2 separate regions of the Homo sapiens genome follow, and region 1 is linked to region 2. A link is a loop called in an ENCODE intact Hi-C map of the cell type or tissue named here. Cell type or tissue: gastrocnemius medialis. All regions are shown on one strand. Each heading gives the region's core, and the rest is flanking DNA. Links, peaks and the distances in the headings are about the cores only. Region 1 holds the start of CAND2 (cullin associated and neddylation dissociated 2 (putative)). Region 2 has its middle 42 kb from the start of RAF1.

What was found. A loop is a pair of places that touch in the nucleus more often than their neighbours do. Peaks named below come from ENCODE experiments on the same cell type or tissue, not always from the same donor. Only the 100,000 strongest peaks of a DNase experiment are listed, where the experiment ranks them.
Region 1: a loop joins it to region 2, with 4 times the contacts of the local background. A loop is called at or near these places in 10 of 110 quality-filtered maps.

Annotation. Positions count from the first base shown.
Region 1 is chr3:12,796,204-12,801,569 of GRCh38, forward strand. CAND2 (cullin associated and neddylation dissociated 2 (putative)) reads left to right here and starts at 477. Exons shown (of 15, transcript NM_001162499.2): 1 at 477-585. The coding sequence starts at 518. In gastrocnemius medialis, for the core only: no CTCF peak of the experiment used is centred there; DNase peaks (open chromatin) are centred at 318, 1,088, 1,798, 2,528 and 2 weaker places; H3K4me3 peaks cover 3,998 bases; H3K27ac peaks cover 5,000 bases.
Region 2 is chr3:12,703,660-12,709,025 of GRCh38, forward strand. No RefSeq gene overlaps it. Among named protein-coding and RNA genes, the nearest start is that of RAF1, 42 kb to the left of the region's middle. In gastrocnemius medialis, for the core only: a CTCF peak has its summit at 2,993 (motif pointing right); DNase peaks (open chromatin) are centred at 362, 2,992 and 3,942; H3K27ac peaks cover 2,965 bases.

The DNA of each region.
Region 1 (5,366 bases), core at 279-5,278, 93 kb after region 2:
TCCCCAGATCCTGTCTGGCTCAGGGGCGGGCAAGCATCGTGGGTGAGGGGTCTTTTGGTTGGCCTGACCAGCTTTGGTTGATAGCTCCTGTTTCTTGAATGCCTACAGATGAGAAAGCGGAGGTAAAGTAACTTGGCCAAGGCTACACAGCAGAAGAGGCAGAAGTGGGATTCGAACCTGAGACTCTATGATATTACGTCCATGCCGCAAGACAGAGCTGGCACCTACGGGAATAACAAGGAGGTGGTGGCAGGGTAGTGAGCTCCCCGTCTCTGGGGGTGTGTGCAATCCGGCGCTGCGCTGTCAGCAGGGCAAGGGCTGGGGCCGGGGCCAAGACCACCAAGCCAGGCCCAGGCCCGCCCGCCTCCCGCGGCCGCCACGGCCAAGGCGTGAGCACGGGGCGGGGCGGGAGCTGCTATTTCTGTCTGGTGAGCGCAGCCCGCGCAGCTGGCGAGGGAGGGGGCGCCCGCGCCGCCATATTCCCTCCCGCCGGCCGGCTCCGCGGCGCGCAGCCACCATGAGCACCGCCGCCTTCCACATCTCCAGCCTCCTGGAGAAGATGACGTCCAGCGACAAGGACTTCAGGTGCAGCCCGCCGCCGGCCCCCTTCTCTCCTTCCCGCTCTGAAGCCGGGGGCCTTCTTCCCCTCTCGAAGCGCCAGCCCATCCCCCATGACCATGCAGCCCCCTGCCTCTTCTCTCTTCTCCCTGCATTAAGCTGCCCCCCTCCCCACAGGCCCACTCCTGCCTCGTGGTCCCCACTGGAGCTCCGGCCGTTCTCCCCTAGGGGCCGTCCTGCCCCTCCGCGACTCCAGTCCCTGCTTCGTCTCCCACCGTGCAGGCTTCAGCCCTACCTCTCACCCCCGATCAGAGCCCCGGCTCCACCCCTCTGCACCCTGCCTCGGCCTCTCCTCCCTCGTGTGTGTCCGGCCCCCTTCTTCCCCCGCAGCTGATGCCCCAGCGCCCCCTCCCCCCCGCCCCCACCACCTTCAGCGAGCCCACAGTGAAGCCCTACGCCTCTCCCTGGGGACCCCAGCACCTGCCTCTCCTCCGCATTGAACCCGGACCCTTCCCGGGACCGCAACCCCCAGCTGACTTTCTCACTGGCACCCTCAGTGATGCCTCCTTCTCAACATCACCCGGACCCCTCCCTCCCCGTCTCCCTCCCCTCCTGCGATTGTTCAGACCCAGCCTAAAGGAGGGGGCTGGGCTGAGTCTGGCTTTCCAGTCACAGGTAGGTGATGGTTGGGGTGGGACCTTCTAGGTTTTGTGTGCCACTCTCCTTCCCCACTCCCTTTTTCCTTCTTTCCCCCTCTCACAGCATCACAGAACCACAGGAATAGAGCTGAAAAGAACGGTGGAAACATCTGGTCCAATGAGTTTCCACCTGCATTCCCTGGGGAAACTGAGGCCCAGGGAGGAAAAGGGATTGGCCCGTGGTCTCATGGCCAGTTCTGGCCCCTCCAGCTGAAAGAAGACCTTGGAGACTCAATGAACATTTTTTCACTTTGTCCCCATTTTACAGATAGGGAAACTGAGTCTCAGAGACATGAAGGGCGTAGGTTCAGTCACAGCGAGGAAGTGGGAGACTTAGTCCAAATCCAGGCCAGTCTAATACAGAGGCCAAGATCTTAGTGAGGTCCTCTGATTCCAGCCCCCTGACAGGTGAGGAGACAGACCTGCTCTGGTGGTCTGACTCCTACTCTTCTCCTGCAGCCCATTCCTCAGTACCCCTCAAGAGCCCCCCCACATTAATAGAGCCTGGGATCCAAGGTCTTGGCTTCAGATCCCAGCTGCCGTCACTCACTGGCCGTGTGACCATGGACAAGTAACTTAACCCCCATGAGTCTCCCTGTGCTTCTGTTTCTATAAAATGGGGATAACAGAACCCATCTCTGAGGGTTGGGGTAAGGATTAAATAAGATAGTACATGTGAAATGCTCAGGTTCATGGCAGGCACTAGGTCGGTGCTTCATAAACGGACACTGTTATGATTCTGTGCACATCCAAAATCTGCCACGCCCTGTCCCCTCTCTAGACCTTCACTAGGGGGATTCTTTGCTCTCCCTTGACCTCCTCCCTTCATCTGACAGCTCCTATAACTCTTGACCCCAGGCAGGATTAGGTACCTCCTTTCAGCTCCCATCATGCCTCCCCTCATGTTTCTGCTAGATCACTTTTCAGCCCTGGGAGACCCTGAGCTCCTGGGCCACTGGGACTATGCACTTCCTCTTAGTGCCCCAACACCTGTGCTGAGTACACGGTAGGTGCTTAGTGAATGTTCGCTGGGTCCCAGGCTCCCTACTGTGCACCCCACGTGTAATCTCAGTCCACCCATGGGTGGTAGTGATTGTTCTTCCTGTTTTCCGGAGGCTTGGAGGAGTGCAGTGACTTGCCCAAGGTCACAGAGCTGGCTAGTGGCCTAGGGGATTTGCGCTAGTGTCTCTCAGGCCTCTGGTCCAGTCTCTGGGAGAGGGAGTTGGCCCTGCCAGCTACAGCCCGAGAAGCCCTTTCAGCCTGTCTCTGCCAGTGGCCTGGAGAACACTTAAAACCACCCCAAGCATGTGAGAATGGTGTCTATTTTTAAAGTCCGAATACCAGGGTGCTGGGTCCTGCAGACCAGCTGTCCAGGCGTCCGTGTGGCCAAGGGTTTCAGCTGAGTTGCCTCTAGGGTTTCTCTGTAATGAAACTGAGACTGTCCTCTGGTTCCTGGAGCGGGGCAGCGACTGCAAATGGGGGTCCCAGGTGGGGTGGAGGGAGACCTTTGTTTCCTGTTCTTCCTGGGCCCTGGCTTTATGGGCAGGAGGTGCCCCATTACCACGGAGGCTCCAGCAGTCAAAACGAGTACCCTTGCAGGTCTTGCAGGAATTACCAAGTCATTTCTTGAAAACACAGTAGTATTATTGGTTGAAAAGCCAGGAGACCTGTGTGGTGGGCTGGTTTTCCGCCCAGTTTGCTGTTACCGTAGGCAGTTTGTGCAGCCTCCCTGAGCCTAGTTTTCTTACTACCTCATGCTAAGAGCTAGATTGTCCTATTGAAACCTCCCAAGGATACTATGAGGTAGGGCAAAGAAAAGTTCCCATTTTATATATAGAAAATCTGAGGCCCAGAGAAAAGGAGGTAGTTGCCCAATGTCACCTAGTTGATAAATGGCAAGACTAGTAAGTATACTCACTTAAAGCCAAACTTTGGTGCTCAAGCTCTTATCCACCAAATTATATACTTTTCCTTCTCTCTCCCATCCCTACACACATACACGTATAAAACATGGCTTGCTTTCTCCGAGAGCTAGTGTCTGCAGGAACCAGGGGTGTCTGAAATGCTGAGGCATACTTCAGAAGAGTTGGTTTCTGAATTCGGACTATTTGGCTGTAAGTTCTGTTAAGGGCTAGCTCTCTCACTACCTCTCCTCCTGCTCTCACCCTCCCTGACAAAGCCCTCTGCAGACCTGTTCTTTGTTGAGCCTGGAGTCCCAGAGATAAACCTGATGAGCCTCTGCCCTCAGTGAGTGTACAGTCCAATGGAGAAGATGCTCTGGTGGCCAGACTTGTATTGCAGTGTGAGAAGTGCTATAAAGGAGGGGTGCAGAGTGCTCTGAAAGGATCTTGTCCAGGGAACCATTGTGCTTAGGGGCTGTGGATGCAGGGGTAGGGCAGGGAGGTCAGTCATCCTTGAGCTGGGACATTTGAGCTGGGCTCTTGATGGGTGAATAGGAGGAGCTCAACAGATGAAGAAGAAGAGCGGGGATAGAAGGCCTATCTTGGGCAAAGAGGCACATCGCCTGGGTTGCCAGGCTGAGCTGGGCCCCCATGGACTGCAGCAGAAACACAACTTGGAGACCCTGGGTGCCATCTCAGAATGTCCCCTCAGCTGAGCAGACGTAGGGGTGCATGTGCTCACCTCAGGCCTTGGCCTGGCTCAAATCCAAACCTCCTCCTTCACTTTACCTTTGCCCAGAGGTGGGCACAGTCAGTCCTGCCATCCTGCCCATGCTGCCAGCCCAGCCTCCTTCTCTCTCCTAGCAACTTGTGGCTAATCTACCTGTTAAAAATAAATAGGTCATCGACCAGTCCACCCCTGGTAACAGGGCACTGTGGGCTGCAGTGACATCTAGGAGCAGGTCTGAGTCTGCACAGATGAGAGCCAGAATCCCAACTGTGATAGATTTTGCCACAGGAGGCGGGGGTCAGGGCTCTTGGTTGATTTGCTCAACCATGCTGGAAAGCAGGGCCAGCGTGGGGTGGTAGAGTGGCCCAGCAGGGTCAGTAAAAGCTGGAGGCTTTCTCCGAGGCAGCCTTACAGTATCTCCTCGCTGCTCTGTCCTGTTTTCTCCTGAGACTCCGCTCTCACATGCCTGCAGGAGCCAGTCAGTGGGTGAAGTGGGCCTAGTGGGGACCAGGTGAACTGGGGAGAGGGCAGCCACAACCTGATTCTAATCAGGTATTGTCACCAGGGATTGTAGGCCCCGTTGTACTCAAATATTCTGTTTTCAAGATAATCTGGAAGTCAGTGTTTTGTTTTTGTTTTTGTTTTTGTTTTTTTTTGAGTCTCACTCTGTCACCCAGGCTGGAGTGCTGTGGCACGATCTTGGCTCACTGCAACCTCTGCCTCCTGGGTTCAAGTGATTCTCCTGCCTCAGCCTCCCAAGTAGCTGGGACTACAGGTGTGCACCACCATACCTGGCTAATTTTCGTATTTTTAGTAGAGATGGGGTTTCCCCCTGTTGGCCAGGCTGGTCTCTAATTTCTGACCTTAAGTGATCTGGCGACCTTGGCCTCCCAAAGTGCTGGGATTGCAGGCGTGAGCTGCTGCGCCCAGCCTGGAAATCAGTATTTTTTTTTTTTTTTTTTTTTGAGATGGATACTCGCACTGTTACCCAGGCTGGAGTGCAGTGGCACGATCTCAGCTCACTGCAACCTTTGCCTCCCGGGTTCAAGTGATTCACCTGCCTCAGCCTTCCCAGTAGCTAGGATTACAGGTGTCTGCCACCGCGCTCGGCTAATTTTTGTATTTTTAATAGAGACAGGGTTTCACCATATTGGCCAGGCTGATCTAGAACTTTTGACCTCAGGTGATCCACCCGCCTCAGCCTCCTAAAGTGCTGGGATTACAGGCGTGAGCCGCCATGCCAGGCCAAAGTCAGTATTTTTGTGTCAACTTTCCCAATGTTCAAATGTTGACAAGTAATTTAAATTTTTGAAAACATGTTTGCAAGCTGGACACAGCTGAGGGCTACTAGTTTCAGACCTCTGCTCCTACCCTCTTAATTTTGGCGGGAATGGTGCCCAATTCCCGCACCATTCCTCGACTTGGAAAGTTGGCCCCAGCCTCAACTTTCCGTGGCTTCCAGCTTAGACTCCCACTGCA
Region 2 (5,366 bases), core at 126-5,125:
AGAATGGCCACGGACCTGTGACTACCCTAGGTCTCGTGTTTTTGAATGGGAGCGTGTATTGTGGCGCCTGAGTTCCTGTTTTGCCATTCTACGTTGGGTCTATAGGGGGAGAGAACTTGTTGTCTCTTTAGTTCACAGGTCTTCAGAGCAGGAGGAACCACACCCAAAGGCCTCAGCAACAACTGGCTGAGATTTAGTTGATGAGTAACTTGACTTCAAGCCTAGGCCTGAGGCTGAATTGGGGTGAGACTCTGGGAGTTACGGGAGGTAAAGGGAAGTTCATTTTGCATGTGAGAGAGGCTTTGGGGACCAGGTAGTAGACTATGGTGACTGGTCTCCAAAGATGGCCCAATGACTCATGCCTCCCTATGTGCATGCCTTTGTGCAGTCCACTCCCACATCATATCTGGGCTGGTTCTGTGACCTACTTTAACCAACAGAAGGCAGCAGATGTGATGGATGCCATGCCAGCTCTGGACCTAAGAATTAAGGTGGCCTGCTAGTGTCAGCCTTTGCTGTTTGGAAGACCCTGAGCGACCATATAAGAAGCCTGTTTACCTTGTGCTCATAAGACCACATGGAAAGGCCTTGGGTAGGGGAGAAGCCCTGAAACCACCTGGAAAAAGACAGGTGCAGCCTTTCTGGTCTGGCTGAGTTCACACCTCTAGCCACCCCACCAACCTGCCAGACATGAGAATGCCATCTTGGATGTTCTAGCAGAGTTGAGTCCCTGGATGATATCGTGTAGAGCAGAACTGACCTCAGATTACCTGAGTCAACCCACAGAGTCATGAGAAGAGAATACAATGGTGGTATATTTTTTAGTGTGTGTGGTTTTTTGTTGTTGTTGTTGTTGTTTGTTTGATTTGAGACAGAGTCTCACTCTTTCATCCAGGCTGGAGAGCAGTGGTGTGATCTTGGCTCACTGAAAGCTCTGCCTCCTGGGTTTAAGCAATTCTCCTGCCTCAGCCTCCCAAGTAGCTTGGGTTACAGGTGCCTGCCACCTGTAATTTTTTTTTTTTTTTTTTTTTTTTGAGACAGAGTCTTGCTCTGTCGCCCAGACTGGAGTGCAGTGGCTCAATCTCGGCTCACTGCAATCTCTGCCACCCGGGCTCACACCATTCTCCTGCCTCAGCCTCCCCTGTAGCTGGGACTACAGGTGCCCGCTGCCACGCCTGGCTAATTTTTTGTATTTTTAGTACAGACGGGGTTTCAACGTGTTAGCCAGGATGGTCTCGATCTCCTGACCTCGTGATCCGCCTGCCTTGGCCTCCCAAAGTGCTAGGATTACATGTGTGAGCCACTGCACCTGGCCTGATTTTTGTATTTTTAGTAGAGACAGGGTTTCACCATGTTGGCCAAGCTGGTTTTGAACTACTGACCTCAAGTGATCCACCCACCTTGGCCTCCCCAAGTGCTGAGATTACAGGTGTGAGCAACCGTGCCCAGTCAATGGTGATATTTTAAAGCCACTCAGTTTTGGGATAGTTTGTTATACAGCAGTAAACAGCTAAAATGCCATTGGCCAAATCCAATCAGAAATTAAAGAACAAGAAGCCCAGGAAAAGTGTGCTTATAATCATCCTCCAGAAGCAGAGAGTGGAATGGAGAAGGGTGAGGAGTGGATCTGGAGGGGTGAACTGAAGATAACTAACACTGGTCCTGAAGGCTTAGATATGGGGTAAGAGACAGGGATTCCTGGGTTTGTGACATTCGGAATTGGAAGGATTGTGAGACCTTTGCTGAAACAGGGATGGCTAGACAACAACCATGTTTTGGGGGGAAAGGCTTGATTTCTATTCTGGATATATAGAGGTTGAGAGGCTTTGGGACATTCACATGGAAGTGTCAAAGGAGAGGAATGTGAGAACCGTCAGCGTACAAAGCTGGGAACTGTAGCTGAGGGTGAAGTTGCCCAGAGCGAAAGGCCGGGGTGAGATAAGAAGAGGGCCAAGGACTGAGCTCTGAGGAACCCAAGCATTTAACAGTCAAGCCTGCAAAGGAGACAGAGAAGGGACAACCAGAGAGGTAGGATAAAAAATGAGGATTGTGCAATGTCAGGGAAGACATGAAAAGAGGATGATAGAAGAGAGCAGTCAATGACATCTTACACTGCTCAGAGGTCAAGTCAGAAGAGAACTGAGGGCCAGGTGCAGTGGCTCACACCTGTAATCCCAACACTTTGGGAGGCTGAGGCAGGGGGATCACTGGAGCCCAGGAGTTCGAGACCAGCAACATGGTAAGACCCTGTCTCAAAAATAAATAGACAGACAGACAGACAGACAGATAGGACCAAAGGATCCATCGAGGTTGGTGGCCTTCAGGAAAGCCATTCCAGTTTTCTGGGGCTCACTAAAGTGAGCACTCACTCCCTTATTAGGCAGCATGAAATGAGTGAGCCCATAAAATGGGGCCAGCAGAAGAGCTGGGGCTATTTCCAAAGAGGGAATCCAGATGGCCAACAAACCCTTGAAAAGGGGCCAAACCTCAATAGTCACCAGAGAAATGTGAATTAAAACCACAATGAGCTTTCATTTTACGCCCACTAAATTGGCTAAAAATAAAAAACCTAATGATACTAGAATTTGGCAGGGGTATTAAGCAAGTGGAACTCTCAGGTGCTGTTGGTAGGAATGCAAGTTGATATAACCATCTTGGGAACAGTTTGACATTAACTAGTGTGGTTGAGGATGTGCATAGTGTGTTAAGCCAGGTTTCCTGAGAAACTGAGGAGGGTGTTGGCATGCAGAGGTTTTATGGGGAATGCCCTTAGAAATAGCACCTATGAGGTAGTGAGGAATCAGGATTTCCCATAGGGAGAGGATGAACTGTGCTAGAGTTGTAACAGAGACCTCTGTCACTGGGAGCTCTGAAACTGGGATGGCCCTTCACAGTTGTCCTGAACTGACAGAAGGGCATCATGCCTTTATACTCCTCTGTTGATCAGTCATTGGCTGGAACTGCACCCAAAGAGTGGTTGCAACCTTTTCCACTAGAGGGCTCTCCTGCCACCTGGGAAGTGAGTGAGTGCCTTGGTCCTGAAGAGGGAGATCTAACACATCACAGCATCCACTACAGTCCTGCACCACATGGATCCCCCTGCTTCATAAAATAAGCTAAACCCATCTGAGAACAGCTTCTCCAGGATTCTGCTTCATCTCTTTTTCTCTTTCTTTCCTTCTTTTTCTTCCCCTTTCTTTCTTTCTTTTTATTTCTCTTTTTTCTCTCTCTTTTCTTTCTCCCTCTTTTCTTTCTCTCCTTTTTTCTTTCTTTTCCCTTTCCCCTTTCTTTTCCTTTCTAATAAGGTCTCACTCTTTTGCCCAGGCTGGAGTTGCAGTGGCAACCATGGCTCACTGCAACCTCGACCTCCTGGGCTCAAGTGATTCTCCCACCTCAGCCTCCCAAGTAGCTGGGACTACAGGTGTGCACCACCATACCCGGCTAATTTTTATAGAGACAGGATCTTGCTATATTGTCCAGGCTGGTTGAAAACTCCTGAGTTCAAGTAATCCTCCCATCTTTGCCTCCAAAAGTGTTAGGATAACAGGTGTGAGCCATTACACCTGGCCATTTTCTTTTCTTTTTTCATCTCTTTTTCTGGGGAAGTTTGAGAAGGTTAGTGGAATGAATGGCAGCTGTCACGCTGCAGCTGGTCTCAGGGCACAGCTGATAGTCTTCTTCTCCCTCCTCTCCTGTGCATTCTAGATCCCCTCACCCTCGGCCAGCGTCTCTGCTGGTCTAGGTGGCTTACCTAGTGAGATGGCCCTGAGAGGTTTGAGACCATGGTCACCATGCTTGTCTCAGGTCATGGTTGCCGCATCTGTCTATTAACCATCAAAGTTGGTCAGAGAAGAACCAAGAATCACCGCAATAGATCTGCTGGAGTGTTAGATGAGTCCCTCCCCATCCTGTTGTGCAACAGCAGCCCTGCCTCCTCCTGGTGATCATTTAACCTGCCAAGAACATGACTCCTTTTTTTGCCTGCTGGTCTGTTGGTGTAAGGAGCCTGAAGTGACCAGGTGGCAGCTGGTTTGATAAGACAAATTTTATTGGCCTCCTGGGGGAAGCATCCTCCTGCTGGGAATGAGGACTTCTAGACCTATAGAGCCTAGAGCTGTACAGATGAAAGGACTGATTTCTCCCAGCAGCTCACTGGGAGTACAGTGAGAGCAGCCACTCATACTTCCACCCCCGGATTCCCAGATCCATTTATTCTACTTCGACAAGACAGCCCCAGCCCCAACCTGGAAATACCATCTGATGTCTCTCTACAGGCCTGCAAAGAGCAGGCACTTGAGCTCTTAATCAACAACTCATAAATGGCTGTTGATTCAGGGTGAATACTGCATCCTGGGGGATGGTGCTGTATCCTTGCAGTGTCATTTCCAGATTGATGCCTTGGCTGCATTTCTTTTTTTCTAACTAAAGTGCTTTTTATTTATTTTATTTTATTTTATTAATTTTTTGGGGGCGACAGAGTCTCACTCTTGCTGGAGTGCAGTGGCATGATCTTGGCTCACTGCAACCTCTGCCTCCCAGGTTCAAATGATTCCTGTGCCTCAGCCTCCCAAGTAGGTGGGACCACAGGTGTGTGTTACTTCACCTGTAGTAGCTTTTTGTATTTTTAGTAGAGACGGGGTTTCACCATGTTGCCCAGGCTGGTCTTGAACTCCTGGGCTCGAGTGATCTGCCTGCCTTGGTCTCCCAAAGTGCTGGGATTACAGGTGTGAGCCACTGCACCCGGCCACTAAAGTGCTTTTTAAATTTTTAGACTTGCCAAACATCTTTAATATAGAAATTCTTTAATCTATCAACTCAAATCACAGCAGCAGCCACAAAGCAGTTAAAGGAAGGGTCTTGGGAGGGAGAAAGGAAGGTTTTCAGGCTCCTGACTATTTCCCTCACCTGCAATCCCGCTTGCTGCCCATGAGAACACGGTCTTAGCAGAGAACAAGTCAAGGCATCCAGAGCCGTAGGGGCCTTACAGCCCACTCTAGGGTGGCCTAAGTGCTGTAGTCCCCTCCAACATGACATCACTGCAACCTCTAGGGAAAGCCAAATCCAGCTAGGAGACAATAGGAAGGTGATTGTTACTGAGAGGAGACATTCATCTGCATTCTGCTGATCATGTCTTTTGGAGATAGAATTTTCCAGACACTGTTGGATAGAAAAGAGTTAAAAATGCACCTGGGAGAAGAATAGAAGTTGAACGTTAGTCTGCCTTCTGCCAGAATTCCTTGCCCATGACTCTAGAAAGCTGGCGTGGATCTGCTCAGAGTTGGGAAGGGGAAGGGATGACAGAATCTTTGGTCCAGTGGGGCTGGAGCCTTGCCAGGCACTGACCAAGAAAGCCTCAAGGCAGATCA